Linked DNA regions of Mus musculus: regions 2, 3 and 4 are each linked to region 1. A link is a loop called in an ENCODE intact Hi-C map of the cell type or tissue named here. Cell type or tissue: heart. All regions are shown on one strand. Region 1 holds the start of Zfp120 (zinc finger protein 120). Region 2 holds the start of Gm10130 (predicted gene 10130). Region 3 holds the start of Acss1 (acyl-CoA synthetase short-chain family member 1). Region 4 holds the start of Nanp (N-acetylneuraminic acid phosphatase).

Region 1 (8,000 bases):
AGAGGAAGGAGGGGAGAAGCAAGAGCCAGACCAAGATATCAGGATGGTAAGTGGTAGATTTACATCTGACAAGAGCAGGCAACCAACATGGTTGGATTACAGGAGGAATGGCAGCTGGAAGAAGGGCAGCCTAACCCCCAGGCTACAGGGCTAGGTTTGCAAACCATGCCAGGATCAGGTAGGGACTGAGGTCTGCTGAGAGAACCTGACAGGCAGGTTTGCTTTGATTTGTTAAATAGGATCTTCAGCCATTTGTCCCCGGGCTTGAGACTTAACAGTGGGGAGAAAGGAGAAGGATGATTTAATTGTACTCTCAAAGGTTATTTTTTAAAGTTAAAACATGGTTTATGGTCCAGTATTCTTCAGGGACTAAACGTATGTCCTAGAGCCCATCAAGTATTACTCATATCTTTCACTCACATTGTGTATTTTAAGCCAGGGAAAAATAACATTCCTGTTAGGCACAGCCACAGTAGTTTGTCTACATCTTGTGTTACTTGAACTAGCTTAAATACAGAAATTTGGTTTCTAGAAATAAGATCAGTTCCTCATCCAGATTCGTGATTGCCCTGCTCTGGGAGCCTCCTAGATGCCCAGTTGCGACTTTTACTGACTGTCTAAAACTGACTACCTGACTACTCATTGCTATTACCAACTACTGTCAAAGCAGAAAGGCCCTCACCTTCCTTCTTCCCCCTCCTTTTCTCTGCTGTGATTACACCAGCTTCAAAGTTGATCAGAGAACTCAATGCTTACACAGGTCCCTCTTTATTTGTAGTCAGTCCCCTCACCCGAATCCAGGGAGGTTGGAGGACTCCCATTCACTGGTCTATATCTCTTCTCACTGACCAGTTGGAGCCCGGCCTGAAAGGAGCAGCAGGACAGACTTCCAAGCACAGGGCAGCAGAGTCAGGATCAGGTGTTCACAGCAAATCTTGACTACACAGCAGAAGGAAAGGGTGAGCTACAGGAGATGATGCTCTAAACACACACATATAGGAAACATCTTTAGAAAAAGGAATGGATTTCTTAATGAATGGGAAACATTTTATGATTAAAAATAAGAGATCAGAACAGCAATACATAAAGATAATGAAATTTAAAAAGTAACACCAACAACTGACTTTGTAAAAATATCAATATAATTGAAAGAACACATAGGCATAATGACTTTGAAAATGAGCACAGCCTACTCTGGTAGAGGGAATGACATTAACAAGACAGTGTTACTCGGGAGGCAGAGGCAGGCGGATTTCTGAGTTCGAGGCCAGCCTGGTCTACAGAGTGAGTTCCAGGACAGCCAGGGCTATACAGAGAAATCCTGTCTTGAACCACTCTCCCCGTCACACACACACGAAAAAGCTTGTGTCATCCCATGTCAACATCCAAGTCAGAGGCCTCAAGATCTGGATCACAGGTGTGCCCTCAATATCTGGATTGCACTTCATTCCAGATATAGTCAAGTTGACTACCAGGAATAGCCACCACAACCAATATGCATAAATTAATACATGCTGGAAAATTACAAAGACATTCACCCTGTGTGAACTAAGTCCTTCTTCATAATGGTGATGCCCGCAGCTGACTCCTTTGAACTTTAGTCTGTGGTCTAGCTATCCTGTTTCTTCTAAGAGCATACACAGCAAGCTGCTCCTCCTACTCTGGTCTGAAGGCAGAAGGCATGCTCCACAGGCAAAAGCCTTCACCTGTTACTGAAATGAACACTTCATTACATGACTCAAATGGGGAATTTTAAAACACTGGTGTGGTACAATCCTTTATCTCAATAATTTAAGAATTTTCATCCATAGGAAAACAAGGTTATTGCCCGGGGAGCATGAGACTGGGATCAAAGGTGCCTGAGTCAACATAGCGTGTCATAGAAACACTTCTAGTAAAGGGAAGAAGATGCAGCTCTCCTAGAATCTTTACACCTTCCCCAGGAGAAATCGCTCCGTAAGTGATTACAAGACTAATTAAGAAAAATCTCTTTCATTGCAGCATGCATTCAGCTCTGGCTAATGCTTAGAGAAGAGACAGCCAAGAACAGATTTTACATTCCACATATGCTGTCTCATGTAAGTCTCTCTTAGGTTCAGGCCCCAGGTGATATTTTAAGCAATTTAAATATGAACTGGAGACCGAAAGTCCCACAGATGGGAGATTTACACAGCAAAGATATAACCAGAATTATTTTTAAGTATACCAGTGCACTGAAACAGCAGGCCACTCTTTGGTGATGGGGTTCTGAGTTTGAGGTGCCAGAAGATGAGAAGGTTGGAAAAGTAGAAGAAAGCAGTGGTGGCAAACGCCTTTAATCTCAGTACTTGGGAGGCAGAGGCAGAGGTAGACAGATTTCTGAGTTCAAGGCCAGCCTGGTCTACAGAGTGAGTTCCAAGATAGCCAGGGCTACACAGAGAAAACCTGCCTGGAAAAATAAATAAATAAATAAATAAATAAACGGAAGAAAGTATCAAAGCTGTGATGGGGGTGTCTTGGATAGGCTGTCTTATGCCACACAGGCTTCTGAAGAACAGCATCCTGTATACTTCTTACAGGGGGAAAATGGAACAAGATACGAGACTTTTATGAAGTCAGCACAAACTACTATACAGTGAGAAAACCACAGGAAGGAGCTAATAAAAGAAAGCTGGAGAAACAGGAAGAGAGAACCTCTCAAAAACGTTCCTGACCAAGCCCACACTGGACTCGGGACTGACAACCATAGCCGCATGTGGTGGGATCTCAGGGTCTGAAGCAAGCCATCCCCGAAGGCCCTGGCCCCAGACCTCCACCCGCTCTCCCAAGCACCGTCCTTGCTTTAGAGAAGGAGCTCTATTTTATTCTCAGCACTTCAGGGCCTTAGGGGAAGCTCCCAAGCCTGAGCCCCAGGCTGGCATTGGCTCTGGAGACCTAGAAGGAGCTGTTCTATGCCTTGCTTGACCAGGCCAGTCCTCACCAAAACAGTGTTTTTCCTTTTCAAAAGGTTGTCACCAGCTGTAGTCTTGCCCATGTGGCAAAACGATGCTTTTCTCAAGAAGAAAACCAGACCTTTATGGCACACCAGGCCTTAAAATTGGTTGTGGCCCTATTTTACCCCTTGGAGCCACTTGTTAGAGACCTGCTCTTTGAAGTCAGGATGGGCCTAATTCATGATTGTAAAGCAGAGTTGTCTCCTATGTTATGGTTTGTGGACAAATGTCTGGACAATCCTGGTACACTACCACATGTATTCTAGCATCCTATTCTCCATTCGGCCTTTTTAGCATAGCACATACCTGTGTGGAGTTTTAGGGGCAGTCCTTTCTCACCTACATTCGACTTGCCGTCACTACAAGCATTAGTCTAGATCCTTTACATCAATTTTACTCTTCTACATCACCGCTTAATATTTGAGTGCTATCCGACACACGAGATGCCTTTTACAGGCTCCACAAAATTAACTCGAAATGGGTCTTATACCTACCTGTAAAATGCCTAAATGCTAAGGCCAAAACTTACTATAGAAACTAGGGCTCTCCGAGTTTGGCATCCTGCCAAGGGTATTTCTACACAGAAGCCCTTTCCCCAAATGTTTTGTGTAGATGCAGCCACGCTAGTGAGATGATTCAGTGCCCACCGCCAGGTCCAGAGAGAGAGAAAAGGACCACAGGGAAGCTCACAAGTCTCAGCTTCTGTCAGGCTGCTGTTTACTACTGAGCCCTGGGACGACCCAGCACTCCAGCCCCCTTGGCTCAGCCGCCTGCTCCTCCCCTTTGTGGGAGACCGCCTGGCACTTACCATGTCGGAACTTCTGGGCTTGCCTGAGGTCCCCGCACCCAGGAGCGGTACACAGAACACATCAAGCAGAAACATTCGCGACTGCCAGCTTTAAAAGAGGAACTTGCAAGATCGCACCCGGAAGAGCCCGCCTTCACTTTTGAGTGGCAGATCCGGCTGGATGTCCTGATTGGCTAGTGAATCTGGAGTGACATACACACCACCCATAGGATTAGAGTGTGTTGAAGGGACACAGAGGAATAATTCCAGGCACAGGTTGCCAGCAGAGGCCAGTCCTTTTCCGGGTCTGTAGAAATTTGCATTTCAGTACCACCTGTGTCTGTCTTCCAATTGCTTGCTGGTCTTTTTCCCCCACCCTGGTCAGGGGAAGACCCACAACTCCAATTTGCTGTTGCTGAGTTACCCGCCTCTCTCCACTGTGGGCCACATTGCAAATTTGGAGCTTTCCAAAGCTCCAGTCACAACACTCAGTAGGCACTTCCGCTTCTTCCTTTTGGAATCATTGAGACTTTACTTAGGGAATGTTGATAAGTTCACATATAGGTTTGCCTACCCCTATGCATGCTATGTTAAATCCTCTTCTGAACTTGATCACAAGGTAAAAGCAGAGATTTTTAATGGCATATAGCTCAAAGTCATGCAGAAACATTTTGTAAATTATAAAAGTGATGGACAGAAATGCCTCTAGAATGTCCATCTTCTATTACAAAATCTTAGCTAACCATCCAGTAAATGACGCTGTAAAAGTAGATGGCTAAGGAGCCAATGCTGCCTGTTAATCATTATCTGTGATCTAACCAATAAATGTATCAAAATGTATAGATACAAAAATGTATCAATGTATAGAAAGAACAGAGAACACTAATGCAGAGGACCAACCTCACCTAGGTCTGGATTCCTAAGAGAAGGGGTGTTCGAGAGCAACAGGGAAACAAGCAACTAGAACTCAAATCATGGGTCCAAGCTGCTGGCTTATGTTCTGCTGAGATAGCATTCCAGATGAGATGGCTTCCCAGACTGCTTTCTCTGTGTCTGTGTGTTCTGCTCTGCTCTAGACAGATTTTACCTTCTATTCTAAAACCTCTGAGGTTGAGACAGCTAGCTTTCTGCTTGAGACAGCTCTCTGCTAGTAAAAATTCTAAACGCTCTCTGGATAGCTCCTCAGTTTTCTGACCAAAGTCAGAAAAAACTGATCTAAAAAATTCGTGGCTTTTCCAACCAATTCAAAAAATACTGTTAGAAAAATTCTAAAAGTAATTCTTGGGTTTTCAAAATCAGAAAGGAAAAAAAAATCTGCTGTGTTCACTCTTCACATAGTCTTCTCTGGATAACTGCTAGAAAATATTTTAACAGAGCTGTGTCGCCTCTCTAAGTAATTCTTTGGGTTTCTAACCTCAGACATTAGAATGTTAGAAAAAAATCCTGAAGAGCTGTGTTTGCTTTCCAGAGATATCCAGATAGCTCAGCTCTCAATACTGAAAAAAACATTTTAAAAAGTAGTGCAGTATCTTCCTGCTAGCTCATCATATGCAGATCAAAAGCCTGTTTTTTTTAATTATATATGAATTTGGTTATTTATTCCAGGATCCCTTTTGATTATCCTATGAATCACCAGCCCATAACCCCAGCTCCTTGATGCTTAGGAGACAGCAAGTACATTTTATTTATTTATTTTTAACAATGTAAAAGAATTCAGAAATCTTGCTTAACTCTGTTATGTAGCTGGGTAGGAGTGTGCTGGGGGGACACAGAGTAGTTGCAAGCAGTGGAATGTTTCTATTGAGGCTTACTGGGCTATCCTAGTAGGTATTTGGAAGACTCTGCTGCTGAGAGTGACTTGTACTGTGCAGACCTGGCCCAAGATGTTTCAGTGAAGAAGAACTTCAGTATCTGGCCTAGAGACTGTTTTTGGTGAAGAAGATGGGTGCTTTATGCCCTTGTCTGAAGAGTCTACCTGAGACTAAGGTAAAGAGATTTATATTAGTTGTATTGACAAAAGAAGTCTTTAAAAAAAATCTCAGCAGAGACCTTGTTCTCTTGTTTTGTCTTATGAAGAGTGTTTTAATGAAAAGGAGCAAGCAGGAAGGAAGAGCTACATCCAAGAAAAGAGGTTCCCATTTTCCAACTTTATTAGAATATGTGTGTTAATTTGTACTAGAAGTCATTATTCTTCTTTCTAAGTGGTTCAAGGAAGATTAAAAAAAATAGTTGCTATCAGCACATTCAAATAGGATGTCAAGGGGCTGGAGAAGGGTCTCGGTGGTTAAGAGTACAGGCTGCTCTTTTAGAGGTCCCAGATTTGAGGCCCAGTATCCACAGGACACACATCCATGTGTGACTCCAGTTCCATGGTGATCAATCCCACTTTTCTGGCCTCTACAAAGCATCAGGCATGCATGGGACACATAGATGTACATGCAGTCAAAACTGCCATACACAAAAAATATTAAATAAAACAAATCCTTTCTCTCAAAAGTTGAATTCATCAGGCTATTTTTATTTCTTTCTTTATTTTTAAACAACCAACCGAATACATAAATATGTAAGTAAGTAAGTAAGTAAATAAATAAATAAATAAATAAATAAATAAGTGAATGGGTTGGTGTCAGAGGAGTAAGGCTGGTGGTAGGAAAAAATAATGTGAATTTGTGGCTGTTTATGCCTTTGAACAATGTTTTCAGGAGAGGGTGAAGGTGGAAAACTGTGCTGTAGATGATAGTGAATGCTGAAAGACTGAGAGGCCATTCTTGTTGAAAACTGAATGCATGGTGCTAGAATCACTGTGTCTGTTGGGTAAACATATGCACATGAATGAAAGTGTCCATGAAGGACAAAAATTAATGGGAAGAATTTACCCTGTAGCTACTGTGACATGCAGGTTTAACCTATCTCTTGTCTGTATTGGGAGCTGAAGTCTGGTTCTCTGAAAGGGCAATGTTTGCATTTACTCAGTGAGCCATCACTCCAGCCCCATCACCTACTTTCTTTTGTCTCCCAAAACGACCTGCCCAAGGTGCTACTCTACAAGATGGGTTAAGTTCTTTCACATCAGTCATCAATCAGGAAAATCTCACATGGGTTAGACTAAAGACCAATCTTATGGATGCATATTCTCAAGGTTTCCTTTTCACAATTGCCTGTAGCTCAGATCAAGTGAAAAAAAAATCTAACATGAACCACAACATACATATCATACACATATGAATAAGTAAGGTTATATAAACTAGCATTTGATTTTTAATGCTTTATGTTGATCAAATACCAGTAGATGCATGTTAACATATGTTCTGACAGGTAGATTGGAAATGAATTATTTCTTTTATGTATTCATATTTAAAAAGGCAAAGTCAAGATTTATTCCTCCAAGAGAACATCATATTTGCAGATAAAGTTCTATTATTGTCAAAAATATTTGTAATAAGTTTCCTTTCTACAGATAAAATTACTGGAGATATATTAACCACCTGTAGTAGCATCCAAAATGCATGCAAGATGGCTATGTATATAATAAATGGGCTGCCATAATACATATCTTCTCCAAACTAACTGTAAATAATAAACACAGCATGTCTGGGCTAAAGCAAGGGGGGGTATGGGTTTAGGGCATGGGGTGATGCTCTATGAACTAGGATCTATGATTATGCCCATATAAGGTAAAAAAGCTGAGCCCTTGGTGGGTACTCCTGGGTGAGTAATGAGAAAGGCAGTCATGGCCCAGCATATTCTCCTTGAGGATGGGGTTGGGAAAGGAGAGCAAAAAGGTTTTTTAGCTTGTGCGGGGAATAAGTAGGGGTTTCAAGCAAACAAAATCACTTAAGTCCTGTGAAGTCCAGGGAATTGCATCATGATCTCAAGATGCTGTAGAAGGAGCAACAGACTGCCATGAAGACCAGCCAAGACTGCCAAGAAGAACTCACCCTGCTAAGAACATTCTCCTTTACTTCTAACCAGACCAATATCAATTCACTTGGAAGCTCCCTCTTCTGTAGAAGACTATCATGCTAGGAATGATGGTCCAAAGACACAGGATTAAATATATAGTACTACTTAAGGATTCAATGTGTGTTATTCATTATAGTGTACTCCGTGAATCAAGACAGCTGGGGTACTAGATGAAAACATGTCTTAAATTAAGGAAACCAACCAAAATTATTATATTCACTATTTTTTCTTTTCTTTTCTTCTCCTTTCTTTCCTTTTCTTTTCTTTTCTTTTCTTTT
Region 2 (8,000 bases), 170 kb after region 1:
GCTGACAGAACATCAAGATCAGATAATAGTATCTGCAAACTTTCTGAGAAAAACCACAGAAGGTTCCCTGAGCTAAGAGTAGATAATAAGTTCCCAGGCAGTTATGCAGAACACCCCTGCCCCCGGGCTGAGGCACGGGCAAGGTTCTCCCTTTTTACTTCCTCCTTCTTAGTGCTTATATTCTGTAACCTTGCTCACAATAAAGAGACCTTGACAATCATTGCTTGGTCTCGCTCGTTCTTTCTCGTCCGTTTCTCTTTCAGGCATGGCCCCCCTCGAGCCCCCGAATAACTGAGTCCTATGGGTCGGGAGAATGTTTATTAGTCAGTAAAGAGTAATTCCACCAACCCCCAGGAAAGCTGGAAAGTACTTAGTGAAAGCAAAATATTTAGCGAAAATAGGCATTCATACAAAATTATAAAATGCCATTAATAAGCATAAGTGCATTGCAAGGAAAGCACAGACTCATTTAATCTATAGAGCCAGTTAAAGCCTTAGAAAGTTTAAGTGGAAATTGAAATATGAAAACATGTACAAACATTCTACAAAAGATGGTCATCTTTTCCTGAGAGTATTAAAGCTACAGATGTGAGGTGACGGCAGGCAGGGTGGAGCCCTCAAGGGCACTTTCTTCCTCTACACTGCTTCCCTCCTTCATATTCCTGTTTGGAAATCCACATTTATTGAAAGGTACCCTGTAGCCGGGCGTGGTGGCGCGCGTGCATGCCTTTAATCCCAGCACTCAGGAGGCAGAGGCAGGTGGATCTCTGAGTTCGAGGCCAGCCTGGTCTACAGAGTGAGTTCCAGGACAGCCAGGGCTATACAGAGAAACCCTGTCTCGATTAAAAAAAGAAAAAAAGAAAGAAAGAAAGAAAGAAAGAAAGAAAGAAAGAAAGAAAGAAAGAAAGAAAGAAAGGAAGGAAGGAAGGAAGGAAGGAAGGAAGGAAGGAAGGAAGGAAGGAAGGAAGGAAGGAAGGAAGGAATAAAGGGAGGTACCCTGTAAGGTGGAAAGAAACAATAATGCCTCTCTTTTTATGAGGTGGTGATTTTCACTCATAAATGTCCTTAACTGCTAAACTATTAAACTCCTTCCTCAACAAAACAAAACAAAACAAAACAATTTTTCTATCTGTATTTTTGACTTGGCCAGTAGATCCAAGCTTATTTTTACAGCAGTTTCTCTGACTTTAGTTAGAAAACCCATGAGCTATCTAGAGAGCTTTTAAAATTTTTACTAGCAGAGAGAGCTGTCTTGACCAGAAAGCTACCTGTCTCAGAGAGTGTTTAGAATAGCAAGTAACATCTGTCTAGAGCAGAGCAGAGCAGAGCAGAGCAGAGCAGAGCAGAGCAGAGCAGAGCAGAGCAGAGCAGAGCAGAGCACCATCTCATCTGGAAAGTCATCTCAGCAGAACATAGGCCACGCAGCTGTCAAGCTTGGACCCAGGGTTTGACTTCAAGTTGCTTGATTCCCTGCTGCTTTCAAATTCCCCTTCTCTTAGGAACCCAGACCTATTTGAGGTTGGTCCTTGGCACTTATACTCTCCGTTCTTTCTGTATATGAGAACTGTGGCATTGTTACATTTATTGGTTAGATCGAAGATCACAGATAATGACTATCAGGTAGCACTGGCCCCTGAGCAATCTACTTTTATAGTGTCATTTATTTGATTTTCAGCTCAGACCTTGTAGTACAAGGTGAACATCCCACAGGCATTTCTGTCCATCATTTTTATAATTTACACATAATTCTGCATGACTTTGAGCTAAGAATGATCTTTAAAATCTCTGCTTTTAGCCAGGTGTGGTGGCTCATGCCTTTAATCCCAGCACTTGGGAGGCAGAGGCAGGCGGATTTCTGAGTTTGAGGCCAGCCTGGTCTACAGAGTGAGTTCCAGGACAGCCAGGACTACACAGAAAAACCCTGTCTCAAAAAAACAAAAAGAAAAAATATCTCTGCTTTTACCTTGTGGCCAAGTTGAGAAGAAGGTTTAACTTAGCATGCATAGGGGTAGGCAAACCTCTATGTGAACGCATCCATATTCCCCAAGTAAAGTCTCAATGCTTCCTTTTTTATAAGAAAATCATTGCTTTGGAAATGGCTCCCATGCTCTCATTGCCTGCCACAAGAAAAAAAATTTTTTTTCTTACATCTCCTGACTAGATAGTTGTACTGGCTATTCTTGGTAGCCATATTAAATATATCTGGAATTAGCTAAAATTCAAATAGTTGGCTATTGTGGGGATTTTTTTTTATCTTAGCTTTTGAAATGGGAGAACCCTTATATAATCTGGATCTTTTAGTTGATATGATCCATCTTTAATCTAGGCCACAGCTTACATATACAAAGGACACTGAAAATGATAGATACCTCTTTCTCTTTGTCTACTTGCCCTACCTCTGGCTAGCAAGTTCATTAAAAAAACAAAAAACAAAAACAAACTGGCATTAGGCTTATTTCTTTGGAATTCTGATATATACTGAAGACCAGTTGAGGCATGCAGCCACATGGACTAAACCATGAGTGTATTCTTCAACTTTCCACTGGTAGACAGCCACTGTTGGACTAGTAGAATGACACAGCTTTTGAGCCATTCTAATAAGTCCACTTCCAACATGATAGAGAGATTGATTCTATCAGTTCTTTTTATCTAGAGAATTGCTGTTGCTATTTGTTTGTTGTACCAACACACTGAGGAAGATGTGCTGGTTAACAAGAGTGCTCCACAGTGTTTGTCATGTGCTTCCTGCTTGGGTCTGAGGGTTGACTCATAACTATTAGGTAGAAAGTACTTGCAGTGTACCTGAACCCTGAAGAAGACGCACAAAAATTTTTTTTGTTTCCTAATATCCCTCTTTAATTGTTAATATTCTGGGCACCTTCCCATTTGTGGGACAGACTGATAACTCCACTGTAAGTTGAGAAATGGTCTATAAAAGTGCCACACCAACCTTAGTTGGATCTGTGTGACAAGTTCCACATACTGAGGCAAAAATTTCAAAAGAAGGAGGCCTCTTGGAAATCTTGACCAGAGCAAAATATTGAGCTGAAGTTCTCATGGCAATGTATCTCTTTTTATCTTCTTCTATTCCTTTCCTTATTTACAAGATGTTCCTGATAGCCTGGGCTGGGGCTGTAAGCGAGACACTGGGTAAGATACCATCCCTTGAGATGGGGGTCACTGCCATGACCTTATCTTCGCGAAAACCAGCGCTTTACTTCATAAATCATTTAGGAAATTACAAAATAGTATTATGATAGATAAGAACTTTCTCAATAACAAAATTTCATATGGCTATACATCTGTCCTCAGAAGTGGGTTTGGTATATGGTAAAGAAAGCCTAAGATTAAAAAAAAAGAAGAAGAATTAAAATAGTTTAAATTTGCACCTTGAAGTTTCACAAAAAATTAGGTAGTAGATGTTAAATAATAACTGACCATAAAAATTTATTAACCTGCTCTTGGAAATATGCAATTAGCCTTGGATGATTTTGTGTTTAACTGTGCTAAATAACAATGATGTTATCTGTCCTACCCCTAATTACTACACTAAACACATCTTCTAAGAGTTGTAATACTTGTTCCTCATTATGTATAAAAATCCTCGCTTGAGAGCTGAAAAACACACTGATTCAAATTGCCTCTGTGTTTATTTCTGTTTGTCACCACCAAATCCTTACCCACCTAGTCTTCGAGGACCCTCGTTCCAAAGATTCCTACATTCCACTGGGGTGACCCGCAGCACACAAGTTATGGACCTTGATTGAGGGAGGAAGAGGAAGTAACTTCTGAGCACTGTGATTGGAGCTCAGGACAGCTCCAAAGTTGCAACAAGGTAGCACAGGGTCACTGCCCACAAAGGGGAGAAACAGGTAGCTCAGCATCCAGAAGCTGGAGTTGTGGATCCTCCCCGACCTGGGTGGGAAAACAAACACAAGATGTACTGAAATGAAAAGCTCTGCAGATCTGCAAAAGGACTGGCCTCTGACTAGAAGCCTGTGCCTGGAATTATTCCTCGCTGTCCCTTCCGCGCACTCTAACCCTAAAGGTGGTGCTTATGTTACTCATACACACTAGCCAATCAGCACATGGAGGCGGTCCTGCCAATCAGAGGAGAAGGCGGGCTTTTCCGGGAGCTTTCCTGCAAGTTCCTCTCCAAAGCGGAGCAATCCGGTGTGTTTCAGTTTGTTGTGGTCCACGTGTCGCTGCTGGGTGCTGTGAGAAGAGCTCAGGCAAACTCAGAAGTCCCGACATGGTAAGTGCAGGGCCATGTCCAACAAAAGGAAAGAGCAGGGGGCTGAGCAGAGGGAGCTGCTGTCTTGGGTCGTCCCTGGGGCTTGGTGATAAACAGCAGCCAGAAAGACAAGCAGCAACTTGTGAGGTTCCCTGTGGTCCTGTTCTCTCCCTGGAGCCGGAGGTGGCCTCTGAATAACCTCACTAGGGTGGCTGCATCTGCACAAAGCATTTGGGGAAAGGGCTTCTGTGTAGAAACATCCTTGGCAAGAAGCCAGACGCGGAGAGCTTTAGTTTCTCTGTATCTTCAGGAAGTTCTGGCCTTAGCATTTAGCCCTTTAATATGTAGGTTTGTAGGTGTAAGATCCCTTTGGCTTTGATTTTGTGGAAGCTGTAAAAGGCACCTCGTGTGTTGGGTAGCACTCCAATGTTGAGCTGTGATTTAGAAGCGTAAAATTGATGATGTAAAGGATTTACCAAAACTTACAGTGACACCAAGTAGAATGTAGCTGAGGGAGGACTGCCTCTAAAACACCCCACGGATAATAGGATGCTAGTATATGTGTTTTTTTACCAGGATTGTCCAGACATCTGTCTACAAACCATAACAAAGGAGACAAATCTGGTTTACAATCATGAATTAGGCCCATCCCGATATCAAAGAACAGGCCTCTAACAAGTGGCTCTAAGGGGCAAAATAGGGTCACGACCAACATTAAGGCCTGGTGTGCCATAAAGGTCCGGTTTTCTTCTTTCTTCCTTTCTTTCCTTCTTTCTTTCCTTCTTTCTTTCTTTCTTTCTTATATATAAGTACACTGTAGCGGTCCTCAGACACTCCAGAAGAGGGCATCAGATTTCGTTTAGGATGGTTGTGAGCCACCATGTGGTTGCTGGGACTTGAACTCGGGACCTTCGGAAGAGCAGTCGGTGCTCTTAACCACTGAGCCATCTCTCCAGCCCCCTTGGTTTCTTCTTGAGCAAAGCATAGTTTTGCCATGTGGACAAGACCACACTTGGTGATAACTGAAAAGGAAAACCACTGCTGTGCTGAGGACTGGCCTGGTCCAGGGAGGCTTTCTATGAGGCCTTCATGAATGGAGAATGGCCCAGCCCCTTCTCAGTCTCCAGAGCCAATGACAGCCTGGGGCTTAGGCTTAGGGGCTTCACCTAAGGCCCTGAAGTGCTGAGAATAAAATAGAGCTCCTTCTCTAAAGCAAGGATGGTGCTTGGGAGAGCGGGTGGTGGTCTGGGGCCAGGGCCTTCGGGGATGGCTTGCTTCAGATCCTGAGATCCCACCACATGCGGCTATGGTTATCAGTCCCGAGTCCAGTGTGGGCTTGGTCAGGAATGTTTTTGAGAGGTTCAGTGTTCCTTTTGTACAACGTTCTTCTATTAGATCCTTCCTGTGTTTTCCCCATTCATGATAGTTTGTGCTGACTCCACACAAGTCTCCTATTTTGTTCCATTTTGTCCCTGTAAGAAGTATACAGGCTGATATTCTCCAGAAGCCTGTGTGGCATAAGACAGAGCCCGTCCAAGACACCCCCATCCCAGCTTTGATACTTTCTTCCTTCAACTTTTCCAACCTTCGCATCTTCTGGCTCCTCTATCTCAGAACCCTGTCACTGATGAATGACCTGCTGTTTCAGGGCACTGATTTATTTAAGAAATAATTCTGATTATATCTATTCTGTGTAAGTCTCCCATCTGTGGGACTTGCAGTCTCTAGTCCATATTTAAATTGTTTAAAACATTGCCCAGGGCTGGAACCTAAGACACACTTACATGAGACAGCATATGTGGAATGTAAAATCTGTTCTGGGCTGTCTCTTCTCTAAGCATTAGCCAGAGCTGATTGCATGCTGCAATTAAAGAGATTTTTCTTAATTAATCTTGTAATTGTTTGTGGAGTGATTGCTCCTGGGGAAGGTATCTTATTCTAGGAGAGCTGCAACTTCTTCCCTGTACTAGAAGTGTTTCTAAGACAAGCTATGTTGACTCAGGCACCATTGATCCCAGTCTCATGCTCCCCGGGCAATGGCCTTGCTTTCCTATTGATGAAAATTCCTAAATTATTGAGATAAAGGATTGTACCACACCAGTGTTAAAATTCCTCATTTGAGTCATGTAATGAAGTGTTCATTTCAGTAACAGGTGAAGGGTTTTGCCAGTGGAGCATGCCTTCAGCCTTCAGATAAGAATAGGAGGCAGCTACTTCTTCAGGATTCCAACTTATACTGGAGACAAGCTGGAACACTAGCTGTCGTGGGACTGAGTAACTACTAGATCCTTAGATTTCCCATTGAAAATCACTCGTTGTTTGGTTAGTTGGGAGTGCAGATTGTTGGTCATTTTAATAATTTGCTGTACTATAGGGACATTCCATAAGTTCTGTGACTTTAGAGAACCCTCATTAATACTCATGTGAATAAAAATAGACCAGGTTTGTGGGTGTAGAAAATGGTTATGTTAGCTGGAAAGAGTCACTCACACACACACACACACACACACACACACACACCACTGAAATAGAAATTCAATATTGGGCTGGAGAGATGGCTCAGTGGTTAAGAGCACCGACTGCTCTTCCGAAGGTCCTGAGTTCAAATTCCAGCAAACACATGGTGGCTCACAGCCATCTATAATGAGATCTGATGCCCTCTTCTGGTGCATCTGAAGACAGCTACAGTGTACTTAGATATAATAATAAATAAATCTTTTTAAAAAAGAAATTCATTATTGACTACTTCCAGCTAACATAACCATTTTCTACACCCACAAACCTGGTCTGTTTTTATTCACTTGAGTATTAATGCCCTGTGCTTGGAAGACTGTCCTGCTGCTCCTTTCAGGCGGGGTCCGACTGGTCAGTGAGAAGAGATATAGACCAGTGAATGGGTGTCCTCCAACCTCCCTGGATTGGGGTGAGGGGACTGACTACAAATAAAGAGGGGCCTGTGTAAGCATTGAGTTCTCTGACCAACTTTGAAGCTGGTGTAATCACAGCAGAGAAAAGGAGGTGGAAGAAGGAAGGTGAGGGCCTTTCTGCTTTGACAGTAGTTGGTAATAGCAATGAGTAGTCAGGAAGTCAGTTTTAGACAATCAGTAAAAGTCCCAACTGGGCATCTAGGAGGCTCCCAGAGCAGGGCAATCACGAATCTGGATGAGGACATGAACTTATTTCTAGAAACCAAATTTCTATATTTATGCTACTTCAAGCAACACAGGATCTAGACAACCTGATGTGGTGTGCCTAACAGGAATGTTATTTTCCCTGTTAGAAAATGCAGAATGTGAGAGAAAAGACGTGAATAACACTTGGTGCGTCTAGTACGTATGTTTAGTCCCTGAAGAATATTGGATCATAAAGCCTGTTCCAACTTTTAAAAATATTTTTTGAGAGATAATTAAATCATTTCATTCCCTTTCTTCCTATTAAGTCTGAAACTTTGGGACAAATGGTTAAGTGGCTTACTTAACAAATCAAAGCAAACCTGGTTCTCTCAGCAGACCTCAGTCCCTACCTGATACAGGGTATGGCTTGCATATCTCGTCCTCTAGCCCAGGGGTAGGGCTGCCCTTCACCCAGCTGCCATTCCTTATGCAGTCCAACCATTTTGGTCACTTGGTCTTTTTCATCTGTCACTAAGCACCCTGACCTCTATGTTGGATCTGCTTTCTCCCTTCTTTCCTCTCTCCACGTGCCTCAGGGTTATGTCTACTTTGTACTCTCCAAGATGTCCCTGGACCTGGCTATTCTCTCTTTT
Region 3 (8,000 bases), 530 kb after region 1:
AACCTAGCCATTATACCATGAGATGCTTTGTGTGGTTTGCAGGACATGTTTCAGTTGAGCCCAGCCTGAAATTTCACTTATCACAACTGTACAATCCATTCTCAGGAACCTTGATGAAATAACAGAGGATGGCTATTTTTACAAACAGTTATTTAGCTCATGCATCTAGAAGTTCAAAGGCTTGTGTCTGGTAATGCTGTCTTTGATGAGTGTGCCCTAAAATGAGGCAGAGCATCACGTGGAATGAGACATCCATTATCTCTTCTGGCCACTCCCTCTTATAAAACACCAAGATCAGAACCTTTTATCTCAGCCCGGATAACCTCTCCCAATCCTAGCTACCTCCCTCATAATAGCTGACAAGGGGACTTTACTGAGGAGCTTAGGGGATGAACCATATTCTAAGCATAGCACCCACCACTCAGGCCTCAAACCAGGAGGTGAGATATCAGGGAAGGGGAGAGAGTAGACCCCCGTGGGCCCTGAGAGTCCTGACCTAAGACCTCAGGATAATAAAAGGGTCATTATCCAGCAGTACAGCTAAATTAGAGTATGGAACAATGGTAACTACAATAATATTCCAGGACACACTGCTCTCTTTAGGTCAAATATAAGGAAACATGTGAAATGCAATGAAGTAAGAATTAAGACCTCAGTGTAGCCCAAAAGACCCAGCTGAAACCACCAAACTGTGCTGTGTGTGCTGTGCCAAGCACCTGCAGGGCCTGTCAATCACAGCTGGAAGACACCCAGCCACGGGGTTTCTAAACCTAAGAGTCTAGAGTGGGCCCCCGAATTTGCATCTCTAAAAGCTTCCTGGTCCAGCAGCATTGGTCTGGACCTTTGAAAAGCATTAGCCTGAAGATCACTGGAAGGATAATAGTGCCACTCAAATTTTTGGAACAAGTTGTCATTATCACACATAAACAGATCAGGCCTAAACAGCCCAATGACTTAACAACTCTCTAAGTGGCTCCCAGAGCAGCTGCAGTCGGTCTGTTCCCTGTTCACACTGTAACCCCTGGAGGTTGCAGAAACGGGCAAAGGGCAAAGATGCTGCTGACAGATAGGAAGCCAGACATTTGGAGAAGCTGCTTTCTTGCATGTCAGTTTGGCGAAGTTCAAACTCTGTCTGGCTCACACAGCTCTAATAGTAGAAGAATAGAGGCCAGAGAATTCCTAGAAGACCACACCCAAGCCTCACCATAAGGCTGATACCACTTCTTATCAGCTACAAGCTTGGTCGTCCCAGCGGCCTTGACCTCTTAAGGGAGGAGAGGTTTCCAAAGAAGCCGCACACTTTCTGCCCCCTTCCTTCTGCAAACTGCTATACTCACTTGAAGGACACTTTCTGCAAACGCAAGAACTTCTTAACCCAAGTTGAAGAATTTGCTGACTCAAGTCTAAAGGCAACACTTATCTAGTAAAAGACTCATTTAGATTAAACTTGTCAAGTGATATAATATACGGGGGAAAAATGACTTGTCCAAAGTTTCTTTAAAGTTTTGTGCTTTAAAAAAAGAACAGGGGGCTGGCAAGATGGCTCAGTGGTTAAGAGCGCTGACTGCTCTTTCGAAGTTCCCGAGTTCAAATCCCAGCAACCACATGGTGGCTCACAACCATCCGTAATGAAATCTGATGCCCTCTTCTGGAGTATCTGAAGACAGCTACAGTGTACTTACATATAATAAATAAATAAATAAATAAATAAATAAATAAATAAATAAATAAAAACAGACCCTATAATTTCTGAATATATTAAATCAGAACTGCTACAGCTTATTGATCACCAGTAAGCCTGGACAGGTTACTGTATCCCCACCCCCAGCACTGCGGTACAGACAGCATAAGAGGTGAGTATTGCTTTCTCATTTTACAAATGGGGCGATTGAGACGCACCAAAGCTGAAGAGGTAGTGAAACTGCAGACACCAGATTCCACCTCTAACTTTGGTCCTTAAACAAAGCATCACCTGCCACCTCGTCTTAAAGACCTTCAGTTCGTCCCTTACGCATCTCTGACCCATCCAACCCTCGCTCCCATCCCACAGGAATGCAAAAGTTCCCAACCCTCTGCTGTGCACCAGAGACACAGCCTGTCTGTCCAGCCCCTCTCAGTCCAACCCCTCCTTCAGTTCTCGGCTCCTCCGTGTGTTTCCCTGCCTCCACCCTCAGCAGAATCCGGGCTCATCAGAAAACTGACAGCTAGAGTGACTGATGTGTCTCGTTTAGAGATCAAGGGGGAGGCTGGTACATAGTCCAAGCTGGCTTTGAGTTCAGCTCCTCTTGACTCAGACTCCGGAGAGCTGAAGTTACACCTGCCTTTGACACTGTAGACGTTTGTTTTTGGGGTGCAGTTCTTAGACCGAGAACTTCCTGCCCACATACCCCAACCGGAGGAGATAAGCAGTTCCCTCCCAGGGGCTGACACTTTCTTCTTCCTGCACCCACCAAGCTCTGTTTACACTGCAAGGTTTGTCCTCAGGGGAGCCTCGAGCCCTAGCACCTGCAGTTGCCGATAGCAACCTATGTACTTTGCGTTTACCCTGCTGATCTGGGGGCCCTGAGTCAGAAAAGCCTGGACTCTTGGAGCATGGGCTCTCTCCATCTAGGCCTATCTGGGGTCCTAAGCTTTGTGTCTGAAGACAAAGCCCCCTAGAATCTGTGTTAGGGTAGAACACTCTGAGGTTAAACCGGGTATCCCCAGTTTCCCGCTAGAGACAGCGCTGCAGACTTGGGAGGGTAACTGCTGCTTCGCCAGCTGCAGTCTCTAGATCCGGTGGAATACAGAACAAAGTGACGTGACCCAAGGATTAGGGTGGGTGGTGAAGCATTCTGGAGAAAAGAGCCAAGGCCTGGGGGCAGCTGCTACTGACTGGAGCCTCCCGAGTCTCGGCGAAAATGAGCTGGACCCAGCAAGGCACTCACCAGACACATTCAACTGGCCTCCCAGGAACCAGCCGATCTTGCCCGTCCTGAAGTCACAGTCCCAGACAGTATGGTAAGGAGTGTCCCAAACTAGTGTGTCACGGGCCAGCGGCCCCCAGAAGGCGGCCGGCTCCTGGGCTGCCTGAGCGCTCAACGCGGGGTACGAGCCTGGTTGCGCTGCTGCAGGAACGCAGCCCGGGAGTCGGGTGGCGGTCGAGCGGGACACGCTCAGTGACCACCCCGATTGTCCAGAGCGCCCTTGCAGGCCACGCAGCAGTCGCCCCACACCGCTGCCGAGGCTGCGCGCCGCCATCTCGCCCGACGCCCCACGCGGGTGCGGTAGCCTGAGCGCCCCTAAGAGTCTCCACGGCCCCGCCCCGGCTCCGCCCCCGCGGCCACCACCCACTACTTCTCTCCCGGAGAAGCAGCTTCCTTGAGCCTGCCCCTTCCCACCTCTTCCCTCCTGGACAGGGACTCCGGGAGGTGGGTAGAACTAGGTTTTGTTGTGCGCCCAGTCCGGGGCTAGCCCGCGCTCTCGGCTTCAGTTTCCTGGGTTTCTGCGATCTCTTTTTACAGACCAAATAACTTTCTGGCTGGCGACAGAAGCTGCAAGTACACGGTTGGCCCAGCCTCCGGACCTGGGACACAGGCAGCGCTCTGAGATAAGATTGGGAACGCGTCTAAGTGGTCATAAGAGCGAAGCAGCTCACAGATGGTGTGGATGAACCGTCAGTTGGTTCAGCATACCATAGATTGAAGTCAAAGCTTTCCTCCTTAGGAGACCTTCTGAGAGTAAAGCCCTCTCCCAATGGTGTGGGCCTGTACAACCATGCCACACACACATAAATCACCCGCAGCGGGCTAAAGGGCTGATGAGCAACCCTGGGGGCCTTCAAACAGGAAAGGAGGTGCTATGAAGGCCTGAGTCCAGTAACAATATTTTGGTTACCAGCTGCTGACCTCTGCCAGGGCAGGTACCACTTCCTTGGGACCCTTTGCTGATTCCAGGTGGTGGGAAGCTATGGGAAAGAATAAATCAATGTCCATATCACATTGGGCCTCGTTGACCATCAGCTCCGTCATGAAGTTCAAGTTTTTGTTACTGAATAATCAAGAGTAAAAAGAAATGTGTCTCTACCAAATACTTAAGAAGTGAATAAATAATAAAAAAAATAAACACTAGAGGTCGGAGACTTTGGAAAACTGGTTTGTGGAGTTCTTCGGGCTGGCAAAGACTTTTTCCTGTTGGCAATGACAGCTGTAGATAGGTAGTTTCCTTGGAGGGGATACTGTGGGCAAGCTGCTGAGGAGGAAGGCGGTGCCAACAACTAGCACAGGCATATGTCCTGCCCTCAGCCAAGCACTTGTCCTTAATTCAAAAGTTAGGCAAGTGGGCACAGTGGTGCACATCTGGGGTCCCAGCTATTCACGAGTCCAAGGCAAAAAGATCACACCCTGGAGACCATGAGTTTGAGAGTAGCCTGAACAACATTGCTAGTCTCCACCTTAAGAAACCAAATCAAACCAAAAGCTAGGCTAGGGCCAGAAACAAAACAATGGAACACAGAAGGTTACATAGTGCTCGAATAAATAAGGAAGCACTCAAGCTAATAAAAAGAGACTTATAAAAGAGCACATTTTAGTTGAACACATAAAGCTATAGGTAAGAGAAAGGGCAGACTCTGCCAGGTGGTCTGAGAGATACCCACCAACACTTCCTCCTCCAGTGTGTACTCGGCATTTCCTGCTCCACCAAGACCAGGAGACTGAGCTGGAGGTGTGGAAGCTGAGTTGGGGGTGTGGCTCAGAGACAAAACACCTGCCTAGCATGCACAGGCCCTGAGTTCTACTGTCAGCATGCATAACCCTCTAAAAGGATGAAGATCCAGGCTAGCTGACCTCCTAGCTTTACTCCAGAGGACATGGCAGAAGTGATACTTTGACAGGCTGGCTAGATGCCAAGGCTGTGTTGAGGAAACCCTGTGTGCTGCTTCTTTTTTTTTTGGTTGGTTGGTTCCCAGCTGCCATGGTGTGAGGGAGTTGGTCCTGCCTTCTGGGGGCAAAGAACCCACAGAGAGACTGAGTTGCACCAGCCCACAACCAGGAACAGCTCTGGACAGATGTGCATCCACCTTGGCTGCTCTATACCAGGTATGGAGCCTCACCCTCAGCACAAAAGGCCTTTCTAGTGATTTGCGAGGTTGGAAGAAGTCTCAGATAATCTTAACTTTATTACTCAGCTGTAGCTAGCTGGCACAAAAACTACTCCTAAAATGTGAGGCCTTCCCTTTGCCAGTTCCTACACCTCATCCCCTGCACGCGTTGTCTTCTCTCTCCTTGTCTTCAAAGTGCTGGAGTTCTCAATCCTCCACTTTCCCCTCCAGGTCCCCTTGTCTTTCAAGCTGGAACCTGGAACCAGAACGTTTCCTCCAGTTTCAGCCCATATTCAAATGTTAGGTTTTGCTTTTGTTTTTTTGAGACAGTGCCAGCCTCAGACTTGAATGACCTTGAACTTTTAATCCTCCGCCCTACCTGCACTTCTTGTGTATCACGCAGATGTGTCACCATACTTTCTATATGGGATGTTGGGAACCAAACCTAGGGCTTCAAGCATTCTAGCCAAATAGTGTACCAACTGAGCGCAGCCCCAGCCCCTATTTAAATGTCTAATTAACCTCTTAAATATACCACATCCTGAAACCTCTTTCTCAAACACTGTCCTTCCAGATTAAAGAAGGTGAATACATGTTCTCATTGTTCAAGTGGCATATAATCTTGTCAACCTAGACTTTTCTCTCATACATGGTACTAGCAACCTATTAGCAAGTACCCCAGGGATCACCGTCAGAATAATAGCCCCTCCCCCACCCCACCACCACTTTTTAAAAAAAATATTATTCAGTGGGCTTGCAGTTGTGTTCACCCTTTTCTTGTATGGCCTAATCAGCTAATGCAGTTTCTTTAAGAACAAAGGTTAAGGGCTGGAGCTATCTGCAGCTGTGGCTCAGTGGTGGAGCTATTGCCTAGCATGTACAAGGCCCTAGGTTCCATCCCCAGCATCAGGGAGAAAAAGGAAGAAAGAAAAGGAAAGGAAGAGTAGGATAGAAAAAGAAAACAAAGATCAGGTGAGGTCTGTCTGCACTCAGAACAAGCCAGTGTCTCCTACACGCCTTTCTTCCCCAGTACCCTACCTGGCAAGGCTCATCCTTCATATTGGAAGAGCTGCCCATGGACTTTACCTCATGAGCATCTTCCAGGCAGCAGAGACATACTGACTGCTGGGCCCCATGGCAGGCTTAGTGCTTCACAACCTGCATTTACCACATCCCCAGAAGCCATATGTGTACAGTCAAGTATGAGAAATGCCCAGGACAGAGGTTTATGCTTATAGTCCCAGCTACTTGGGAATCTGAGGCAGGAGGATCCCTTGCTAGCTGTACAACACAGCAAGATTTTGTCTCCCAAAAGGAAAAGAGAAGAGAAAGGAGATGGGAGGGATCTAAGAGAAAGAGGAGGGGTCTACTTGATCCAGGCCCGCCTCCTGCGGGTGTTTTCTCCACCCTCACTTTTTCAGTCAGCAGCCATACTGGCCTCCTGACCTCCAAACAGCAGGCACACTCCTGCCTCAGAACTTTGCACAGACTACTTCTCTTGCCTGGGTCACTTTGTCCTAGAGACCCATATAGACCACCTCCCTCCACTTCCTTCAGACCTCTTCAAACTCCCTTTGTCCACAGCTCTGTTCTGTCGCCCTCATGGATGCATCACCTTGGCGTTCACACCCATGTCTGACTTCTGACTTCACTGTTCTTGGTAGCACATGTATATAAGCTTTTTGTATACTTCTCTCTCTTCCTGAAAGCTGGGACATCTTGAGATGGGAGAAGATGCCAGCTTCAGTGTTTGGCACAGACACAGAACACCCAGTCTCCAACACAGACTTTTCCTGGCACATAGTGCATTCACAGTAGTTGCCTGTTAAAACAAGTGTATGAGACAGTACAGAGGCTTCTCTACGATTGCCATGGGATACGTGGGGAGTGTACCTTTCTATCATCTTTGATTCCTAAGAAATGTATTTTCACCCCACCCCCTCCAATTTTTCACTAAGAATTAAACCCAAGGTCTTCTGCGTGCTTACCCTGCACTATAACTTTGAGCTACAACTCTGCCTCTGTTTCCAAATAAAGACACACCACCCAGTTCCTGTTTCCTCTTTGGATCGGATATGTACATGAAGCAGAATCAGCCAGATTGGGCAGAACTGCACTTTCTACTGCCAAGCTAAGAGGCCACATGGGGCCTTTCCTCCAGAGTGTCACAGCCTAAGGCTGAGGTTGTCCCTCTGAAACCGGAAGGGTGAGCCTTACCCAGCCCGGGGTCCACAGGTTGCTTTTCTGGAGCCCTCAGTTGTAAGAACACCGGTCATGGGGCCATGTCAGTTTTCCCTTTTGCAGCCTGGCTTTGAAGTCAGTAGGATGCAGGGCTGGGAACCTCAGGGTGCAGGCTGCAGGGTGCAGGCTGCAGGAATGGAGCCTGGGGCTTGTCTTTCATCTCAGCACTGGTCTTAGCAGAGTTACTCCTGAGCCTTCAAGCCCTGAAGCTGGATGCACTTGTTCTCATGCCCAAGGCCAGAAACAAGGCAGGGGTCATTTGTAACTCTGGGCCTCAAGGACTTATTGGGAAATTCCCAGGGGTGCTCACCTCTACCACTCCTTTGCCTTGGCTTTCGTGGCTCCTATCTCATATCATAAAGAGAGGTTAGAAAAAGAAAAAGAAAAAAGTCATAAGCATTCAATGATCTCAACTAGCTTTATTTTCAATCCTTGATGTACCGTCCCAGGAAATATACCAGGTGTTACCGCAGACCAGGCAGAGAAAGTGGGTTGGGAAGACAGAGAAGAACTGAAGAAAGCAGAGACAACGGCCAAAAGGCAGATCGTCATTTCAAAATCACTTTTCTTGTAGAGTCAGGAACAGACAACAGTGGGTAAATCACAGTGGCTCAACCCAAGATACCCCCCAGCTTCCCGTTCTGTGCAAGGAAGAATGTGGATGGAACTTCATCACCAG
Region 4 (8,000 bases), 900 kb after region 1:
ATTTTTTTTTTTTTTTTGTTTGTTTTTCCTTTTTAAATAAAATGTTCTAGAGACAGGATCTTATATAGTCTAGGCTGGTCTCAAACTCTCTTTGAAGCTGAGGGATGACTTTGAATTCCTGGTTCTTTTGCTTTTACCTCACAAATGTTGGGATTACAGGCATATACCTCCATGGCTAGTTTTTATGATTCTGGGGGCTTAGACCAGAGACTTGTGAAAATTAGGCAAGAGTCCAGCAAATGAACTACACTCTCAGCATCCCTGCTTACTCCTGGTTAAGTCGGACATCACTCACTAATGCCACATGTGATGAATCTACCTTAAAAATGAAATAAATTGGCCCTTTACTTCTTCTAACACACCTGTAAATGCATTTCTCAGTTCATAGCTATTTGTATTAGACATTTAATTAACAAATGATTTTTTAAAAAAAATCTGTTCAACTTCGCCCCTTCTTAGAATTGGGAACAATACACTCTGGGAGTTACAGAGACAAAGTTTGGAGCTGAGGCAAAAGGATGGACCATTTAGAGACTGCTGCACCCGGGGATCCATCCCATAATCAGCCTCCAAATGCAGACACCATTGCATACGCAAGATTTTGCTGAAAGGACCCAGGTATAGCTGTCTCTTGTGAGGCTATGCCGGTGCCTGGCAAACACAGAAGTGGATGCTCACAGTCTGCTATTGGATGGAACATAGGGCCCCCAATGGAGGAGCTAGAGAAAGTACCTAAGGAGCTGAAGGGGTCTGCAACCTTATAGGTGGAACAACAATATGAACTAACCAGTACCCCAGAGCTCGTATCTCTAGCTGCATATGTATCAGAAGATGGCCTAGTTGGCCATCATTGGGAAGAGAGGCCCCTTGGTCTTGCAAACTTTATATGCCTCAGTACAGGAGAACACCAGGGCCAAGAAGTGGGAGTAGGTGGGTGGGTGGGTGGAGGGTATGGGGAACTTTCGGGATAGCATTTAAAATGTAAATGAAGAAAATTTAAAAAAAATCTGTTCAATGAGGAACTATACATTCATGCCTTTTCCTCTTGACTATGAAAGTATATTGTAGTAGTCTGAATAAGAATGGCCCTAATAGGCTCATATATTGGATGTTTGGTTTTCAGTCAGTAGACAAGGAGGTGTAACATTGTTGGAAGAGATATTATCATCAGGAGTGGGCTTTTGAGTTTTCAAAAGCCAGGCCCGGTCTTGTTATCTCTGCCTCTAACTTGCAAGTCAGATGTGAGCTCTTGGCTACCCCTGCATGCTGGCTATCCTACTCCTCACCTCGGTGATCATAGCCCTACTTTCTGAAACTGTAAACAAGCCCCAAATTAAATGCTTTCTCTTACAAGCTACTTTGTCACAGCAAGAGAGCAGCAACTAAGACATATGCCTAAAAAGAATGGAAAACACTTTCCCATATGGTTCTTTAGAAAGTAAGGTTGATAGACTCCTTCACCAAGGCAAAGGCCAGACATCTTCCTAGCCCCTCAGAAATGATTCAAAATGGTATATGACAGCTGGCATATTACTTTGGGACAGGTCAAAATTTATAAGGAATGTTATATCCTTACAAGATAAAATGCTTACAGCATTTAATTTTGCTAATTTCATAGACCATTTATAAGTAAAGGAGGAGGTGAAAGAACCAAGACTGGAGATATGAATTCTTATGCACCATCCACTATTCATTCAGCATTTATTACATGTCAAACAAGGATAATTAAGATAGCATGTTCCCTTTCAGGAAACTCAGGATTCTGCTGTAGGTATGAGTTGCAAAAAATTAATGATAACATCCTCTGACAGGTGCAGTGAGGGATATCGGAAGTAAAAAATAAGGTACAAAATATAGGGGCAATGCCATGGAGAAACATTGTGGGGTGGTGGTGTGAGATAAGAGTCTTAATATGTTGTTTAGACTGGTCACAAATTCTGAAGCTCAAGGGATATTCTTGCCTTGTTTCCCAAGTCATTTTTTTTTGTTTTAAAAAGTAAAACCCAAAACTCACTGTGGCAGGGATATGAAAGATGAATTGGATGTGGTCAGCCTGGAGATAAGACTACAGCAAAAATTTACATTGGATGAGCCTTTTTGTCATTAAGGGGAGAATAAGCGAGACTGGGAGACAAGAGTGGATGGGGACGCAGTTCACTGAATGAGCGCTGGATGGTACAATCTTCCCATGTATGGCATGAAAGCTACCTGACAGTGTTATGCAGACTAATGCTCAAATTTACGAGGATCTGAGGCTAGGCATAGACAGGGGGTCTGCTGAGGCACCGAGTACTGGGAGAATTGTGATTCAAATGTGAGGTTTAATAGACCTACTTAACAAGAACCAGCCTAACACAAAACCTGAGTCTCAAAACACGGGCCTCAGCTGGATAAGAGCACCTGTTGAGTGTGCCCTGTCTGCAGTCTGAGATAATGGAGGCAGAACACACGGAAGTATGTAACGTGTGAGGGTGTCACAATGCACGGGGCAATCGACAGCGTGGAAATCTTCAGTTAAGACTGATTCCAAGTGTGGGGAGAAGTAGCTCAGGGGAGAACCTGTCTCGGATGGCGAGGAGGTAGGCTCAAACCTCAGAACCAAGAAAATAACACACACACACGCACACGCACACGCACATGCACACCCCAATTCAAAATACCTAGTGACGTTGGCACTTTGGGAGCCACCTAACCACTTGGCAAGCCTATTGTATTCTTGTGGCAGAGACAGAAGCTACGTCCCAGTGAGTGGATTTGGAAATACAGAGAAGAGAGCCCTGATGGAGACAACGGGTGGCAATTTTCCTTAAAACATAGCTGTGCAGAAAAGCACAGTCCAAGAGAGATGTAGGGTTAAAAAATTTTAAAGACCGACACGAACAAACTGTGGGTGCAATGCAGCAAGAAATGTGGAAGGTTTAAGATCCAGATAAACAAAAAACTACCTGAAGACGCATAAGACCCTTAGTATTGAAAGGGCAGGCATTTTTTTGTAAGTGGGCTTTCCACATCTGATACTCCTTCGGTTTCTCCTTGAAGCTGAAGGCAGGGGATGGAAAGTAGGGGTGGGTTAAGAGCAGGACTGGAAAAGGAAGATGTCCGACAGCATCTGTAGCTATAGCTAGGAGGGTGCAGATCAGCAATGCCTCACTAAAAGACTGCCCCCTCAGCATTTTATGTGCCGAGGGTCTCAGCACCAGAAAGCCCGGAAGGCCACAGGGAGGCCTGCAGGGAAAAAAAAAATGCTATGATGTAGGTTAAGTCCAGGCCCGCCTCTCAGAGTTATATAACTTCCTGGGCCAAAGCCTTGTCTGAGCCTCTTCCCCAAAACCCACCGCAGCCCATCTCGCGCGGGGCTGCAGCAAGAGGAGGGCGAGGGGTCTCGTCCCGCGCCGTCCGAGCCCGGGTGACCGCAGGTGGCGGCGACTCTGCAGTCGTGGCAGTTCAGAGTCCAGCACCCGGCCCCACGCGCGGGAAAGAAGCTCCACGGGCACGCAGCGGGGGGACTGAGGGTGCGGAGCGGAGTGCTGGCCCGGCAGGGGAGGGCGACGGCGCGGGGACGTTACCTCCAACATGCCTCTCCTGCTCGCCCCGGCCGTGTCGATGAGTGTGTTGTCCAGGTCAAAGAAGACCGCGCGGACCCGACTCAGCCCCATAGCCTCGGCAACCCAAGCAGCGCGCGAGCCGCTTCTGCCGCGCCGCGCATGCGCAAGGCGGTCAGGAACACCTGGGCGGAGTCTCGGAGGTCACCTGACCCTTCCAAAGCTCCGGGGTCTCCGTGGCAAGATCGCGCGAGATTCGGACACTAAATTTTATAGGGTGCGCGTGCACGAGAGGTGGATGAGTGTTATCAAGGCTTACTGCTGTGTGTGGGTGGATGGTCCTCTCCGTTAATGGCTTGGTGGGCTTGCTTAGGGCTGAGAAGGACATCCGAGCCGTACTGGAGAAACTCTCCAGACCCTTGGCTGGCCTGTCTTTCTATGGTGACCGCACAGTCTCCATCAGGAGATGGGGCAGGAGAGTGTGCCCACCAACCTCGGAACCTAGCTGCCCGGTGACTTTAGCGCTTCACTTCTTGCCCACAGCCTTGTAGGAACTAGAGCCTTCATCTGAACATCCTTTGAAAGATGCTTAGAAGAACTGAAGAGAAATGGGAGTCTCTGCAGTGTCTGCCGAATGGTTGTTCTTAAAAATGTGTATTTGTGTTTCTGTGTACGTGAGTGCCTGCAGAGGACAGACGAGGTCGTCCTGGAGCTGCAGTTGCGGCGGCTGTGAGCTGCCCACTGTGGGTGCTGGGAACTTGGGTCCTCTACAAGAGCAGTATGAGTTCTTAACCAGTGAACCATTTCTCCAGCTCCTTTCCCTCCATCTTTACTCATTTTTCTGAAACTCTGCAGCCCAAGTCTTGTGTGCCTATTAATTGCATGGTTTTCTGTAATTTCTAGCAAGGAACCGAGACTGTCTGTTAAGAACCCCACAAGATAAGTAACAAGGTTTGCCTTCTGTTGGTTGAAATCAACCTCTAATCCTTTTTTATTGATGAAATTTGGAGTCACTTTCACTAACCTGGAACTTATTGGGTCAGCCAATGCCACAGACCTGGTTCTGAGCTTTCGAATTAGGATTGGTTCTTACATTGTAAGTTATTCAGAGAAAATGAGAAAGTATTTCATAACATGTGAGAATTGATTAAATTTAATTGTCTATAGTTTCAGTTTTTGTTGTTTGTTTGTTTGTTTTGAGACAGTGTCACATTGAGTAACTGATTGGCCTGGAGCTAGCTGTGTAGACCATGCTGGCCTCAAATTCAGAGTGATTTGCCTCCCTCTGTCTCCCAAGTGCTAGTTCTCCCAAGTACCACCACATCTGGCTTGAATTAACTTCAACTAAGATCTTTGTCTATACTTGAATGATACTGGCTCCAAGTGGCTTCTGTTCATAGTGAACTGTACCCTACCTGGGTAATATATACAAATTGTGAAAAAATGGCTGGGCCTCCAGCCAGTCAGGCCCAAACCGCCAAAACTATGTAAGGTAAAGGCTGACTTCAGCCAGTCATATTGTTCTTGTCTTTTCATTGGCTACAAATTTAACTTTGAGCTGTATTGTGTTCATAAGGAACTTGTTGGCCCACCTTTGCTTGGCTGTAAAACTTCCTGTGTTTTGAGATAAACTTAACTCCTTTTGGGTGTTTAATAATTGGAATGCAGCATCCTTGAGTCTATGTAGTATACTTCTGCTTTTGCCTGACAGTGACAGAGTTGTATAACTTGACTAAAGACTAAGATGCTTAGCTCTGTACAGAAAAAAAAAAAAAAAAAAAAAAAGCTCCCATAACCTGAGGTACACAAGTCACAGATGGGTTTCTGATGCTCAGTAGAAAGAGATGAATGGCAGACTACCTATAGTTTTTGTATTTTATGGAGCAGAGTCAGAGTTGATGACTTTCCCAAAAGTGTTCCTCCTTTAATAGACTACCCTCACCGATGCAGTGGTGGTGAAACAGTTGTGTGCACTTAGGCTAGCAGTCAGCCAAAATTATGAATGCAATATTTGTAATTGCTTTTTGTAGTTGTGTCAAATATCATAATAGATATACAATAAGCTTCTGATGGACACATGGATCTTAGAGACATGGGTCAGGTCTTCGCCTTCTTCTAATGTGCGTATAGAATCTTGTTTCAGTCAGTGAAAAATCTAACCCTAGACAAGCTATTGCAGTCTATGTAATCAATCCTAACAGAGGTTTGTCTGTCTTTGGGATACCATGCATTGGTTGGTATTTCAAGATTGGTCTTCACAGCCTGGATTCCTTCTGAACTTACATGACTAGAACCCTGATGTTTTCCTATGGAATTTTAAGGCACTGAGATGTACATATATATGTGCATATAGATATGTCAGTCTTTACTGAACTCTTAAGGGTAGACTTGGCGGGACGAGAGAAAGATACAGCTAATGAATATTTAAAAAGTTCTGGGTAGCTTTTATTTATTGTCAGCCTTAACTGGCTCGTTGCCAGGTGAGACTGACTTACAGCTATGTCTGTAAGAGATTGTGTTGATTTATGATTGATATGGGAGGGCTCAGCTCACTGTTGGTGGCACCATCCCTAGGTTTGTGTGTCAGGGCTGCAAAGAAACTAGCACAAACCAGAGAGTAAAACAGCACGCAGCATTTCATTCTTTCACAGTATCTGTTTCTAGTTTTTGCTCAAGTTTCTGCTCTGTCTTCCCTTAGTGATCCAGTGTGACCTAAAAGAGTGACCCAAATAAACCTTTTTCTGCTTTGGACAAAGTATTTCACCACAGCAACTGGAAGCAAACTAGAACAATGGTCAATCCCACTTATCCTTATAAAATGTAAATCTAATAGAATAGAAATAAAGATGACACATGTAGCCTTGGTGGTGGTGCGTATCTTTTTTTTTTTTTTCACTGAAAGCTATGGAAGCTCTAATTTTCTTCTTTTTTTTTTGTTTTATTAGATGTTTTCTTCATTTACATTTCAAATGCTATCCCTTTTCCTAGTTTCCTCTCCGAAAACCCTCTATACCCTCCCCCAAGTGATGCATATCTTCAGTCCCAGCACAGTCAGCAGAGTGAGGCAAATCTCCATGAATTAAAAGCCAGCTTGGTTTCCAGAGTGAACGCTAAGAGAGCTAAGGCTACTTAGTGAAACCTTGTCTCAATATATATATGTATATATGTATATGTATATATGTGTATATATGTATATATGTATATATATATACATATATATATATATTTATGAAATAAAAGTTAAATATTTGGTGTGGTGGCTGGAGAAATGGCTCAGCAGTTAAAAGCACTGACTGTTCTTCTGGAGGACTGGGTTTGATTCCAAGCACCTACACAGCAGTTCACACTTGTCTGTAACTCCATTTCTAGGGACAGCTGACACCTTCTTCTTGCCTCCATAGGAACCAGGCACACAAGTGGTACACACACTTATGTGCAAGGCAAAACACCCATACAAATCAAATCAACTTTAAAAAGGCATCTGAGTATTTTGAAACAGACAACTAGAACCCCGCAAAAGATATATTAAGTTAAATATTTGATAGCCAAAGCTGGTGACCACATGGGGAAATAGGCACTTATACTCTGCTTGAGGAAATGTAAATTGGTGCAAACACCTTTGAGAATAATTTAGTGATGCCTTTTATTGGCTAGGAGGTCCCACTGTTAGGAATTTACCCCTGGACATATTTTTCTCTTACAGATACTAGACTGATCTAACCCATTTCTGCTGTCAGTTTGTTACTCAAAGATTCCTGTAGAAAGCTTAGTCCCAAGTGTAATAGTGATAGAACTGAAGTAGACAAGGACCTGCAGGTAATTAGGCCATGTGGCTCCACCCTCTTGATACAATACTGCTACACCCAGGGAGTGGGCTAGACCCATAGGACTGAATTAGTTTCCTATTTTGATCCTGATGACTCCCACATTTCTACACCCACCCTTGCCTCTTTTGTATGTGCAACATGTTGCTGTGATTCCTTCCACCATGAGGTCATTAGAGTCAAGCAGATGCTGCTGTTTTCAGAGTTTTTATAGAATACTGCCTTTATACTCCCATGTATTTTTTTGACCAGACATCATTATTTTTTTCCCTTCATTTATCTTCTAGCAAAATGTTCAATTAATAACATTAAAAAAAATCTGCCCTTTGTCCTGTAAGAGCAAAGCAAACATTACAGACTGCCAAATACTGTTACTGCTCTACTGTAACTGTATATGATGTGGCCAAGAATAAAAATGCTGCACTCTGCTTCCCAAATAAAGAATTGCTGTTCTTCATTTTAGTGTACTGTGTTGACCTTGATCTTTCTCACATTTTATTCACATTTATTTTTTGCTCTTAGTGTGCTCACAAAATCACAACATTGGAAGTAGGAGTTGAATAGCAATGCTTTTAAGTAAGTTACATTCCAGCTCTACATCAAATGGGCCAAAGCTCCTCCAGTGTTTACAAAA

The links. Hi-C counts contacts between places; a loop is a spot of excess contacts. Peaks named below come from ENCODE experiments on the same cell type or tissue, not always from the same donor. Only the 100,000 strongest peaks of a DNase experiment are listed, where the experiment ranks them.
Region 2: a loop joins it to region 1, with 2.2 times the contacts of the local background. A loop is called at or near these places in 5 of 42 quality-filtered maps.
Region 3: it touches region 1 in a loop (8-fold over the local background); 5 of 42 quality-filtered maps call a loop at or near these places.
Region 4: a loop joins it to region 1, with 5 times the contacts of the local background. A loop is called at or near these places in 3 of 42 quality-filtered maps.

The regions. Positions count from the first base shown.
Region 1 is chr2:150,132,788-150,140,787 of GRCm38, forward strand. It overlaps Zfp120 (zinc finger protein 120), which reads right to left and starts at 3,891. Exons shown (of 4, transcript NM_181266.2): 1 at 3,781-3,891. The coding sequence starts at 3,855. In heart, no CTCF peak of the experiment used is centred here; a DNase peak (open chromatin) is centred at 3,954; H3K4me3 peaks cover 1,519 bases; H3K27ac peaks cover 730 bases.
Region 2 is chr2:150,307,304-150,315,303 of GRCm38, forward strand. 3300002I08Rik (RIKEN cDNA 3300002I08 gene) reads right to left here. Exons shown (of 4, transcript NM_027017.1): 4 at 3,634-3,915. The coding sequence ends at 3,717. It overlaps Gm10130 (predicted gene 10130), which reads left to right and starts at 4,147. Exons shown (of 4, transcript NM_001374676.1): 1 at 4,147-4,255. The coding sequence starts at 4,253. In heart, no CTCF peak of the experiment used is centred here; a DNase peak (open chromatin) is centred at 4,108; H3K4me3 peaks cover 1,016 bases; H3K27ac peaks cover 907 bases.
Region 3 is chr2:150,664,958-150,672,957 of GRCm38, forward strand. Acss1 (acyl-CoA synthetase short-chain family member 1) reads right to left here and starts at 3,283. Exons shown (of 14, transcript NM_080575.2): 1 at 2,928-3,283. The coding sequence starts at 3,240. E130215H24Rik (RIKEN cDNA E130215H24 gene) reads left to right here and starts at 2,537. Exons shown (of 2, transcript NR_040331.1): 1 at 2,537-3,000; 2 at 3,504-3,975. In heart, no CTCF peak of the experiment used is centred here; DNase peaks (open chromatin) are centred at 2,454, 3,304, 4,884, 7,134 and 1 weaker place; H3K4me3 peaks cover 2,087 bases; H3K27ac peaks cover 3,063 bases; H3K27me3 peaks cover 880 bases.
Region 4 is chr2:151,035,671-151,043,670 of GRCm38, forward strand. It overlaps Nanp (N-acetylneuraminic acid phosphatase), which reads right to left and starts at 3,709. Exons shown (of 2, transcript NM_026086.2): 1 at 3,567-3,709. The coding sequence starts at 3,656. In heart, no CTCF peak of the experiment used is centred here; a DNase peak (open chromatin) is centred at 3,751; H3K4me3 peaks cover 2,576 bases; H3K27ac peaks cover 2,419 bases.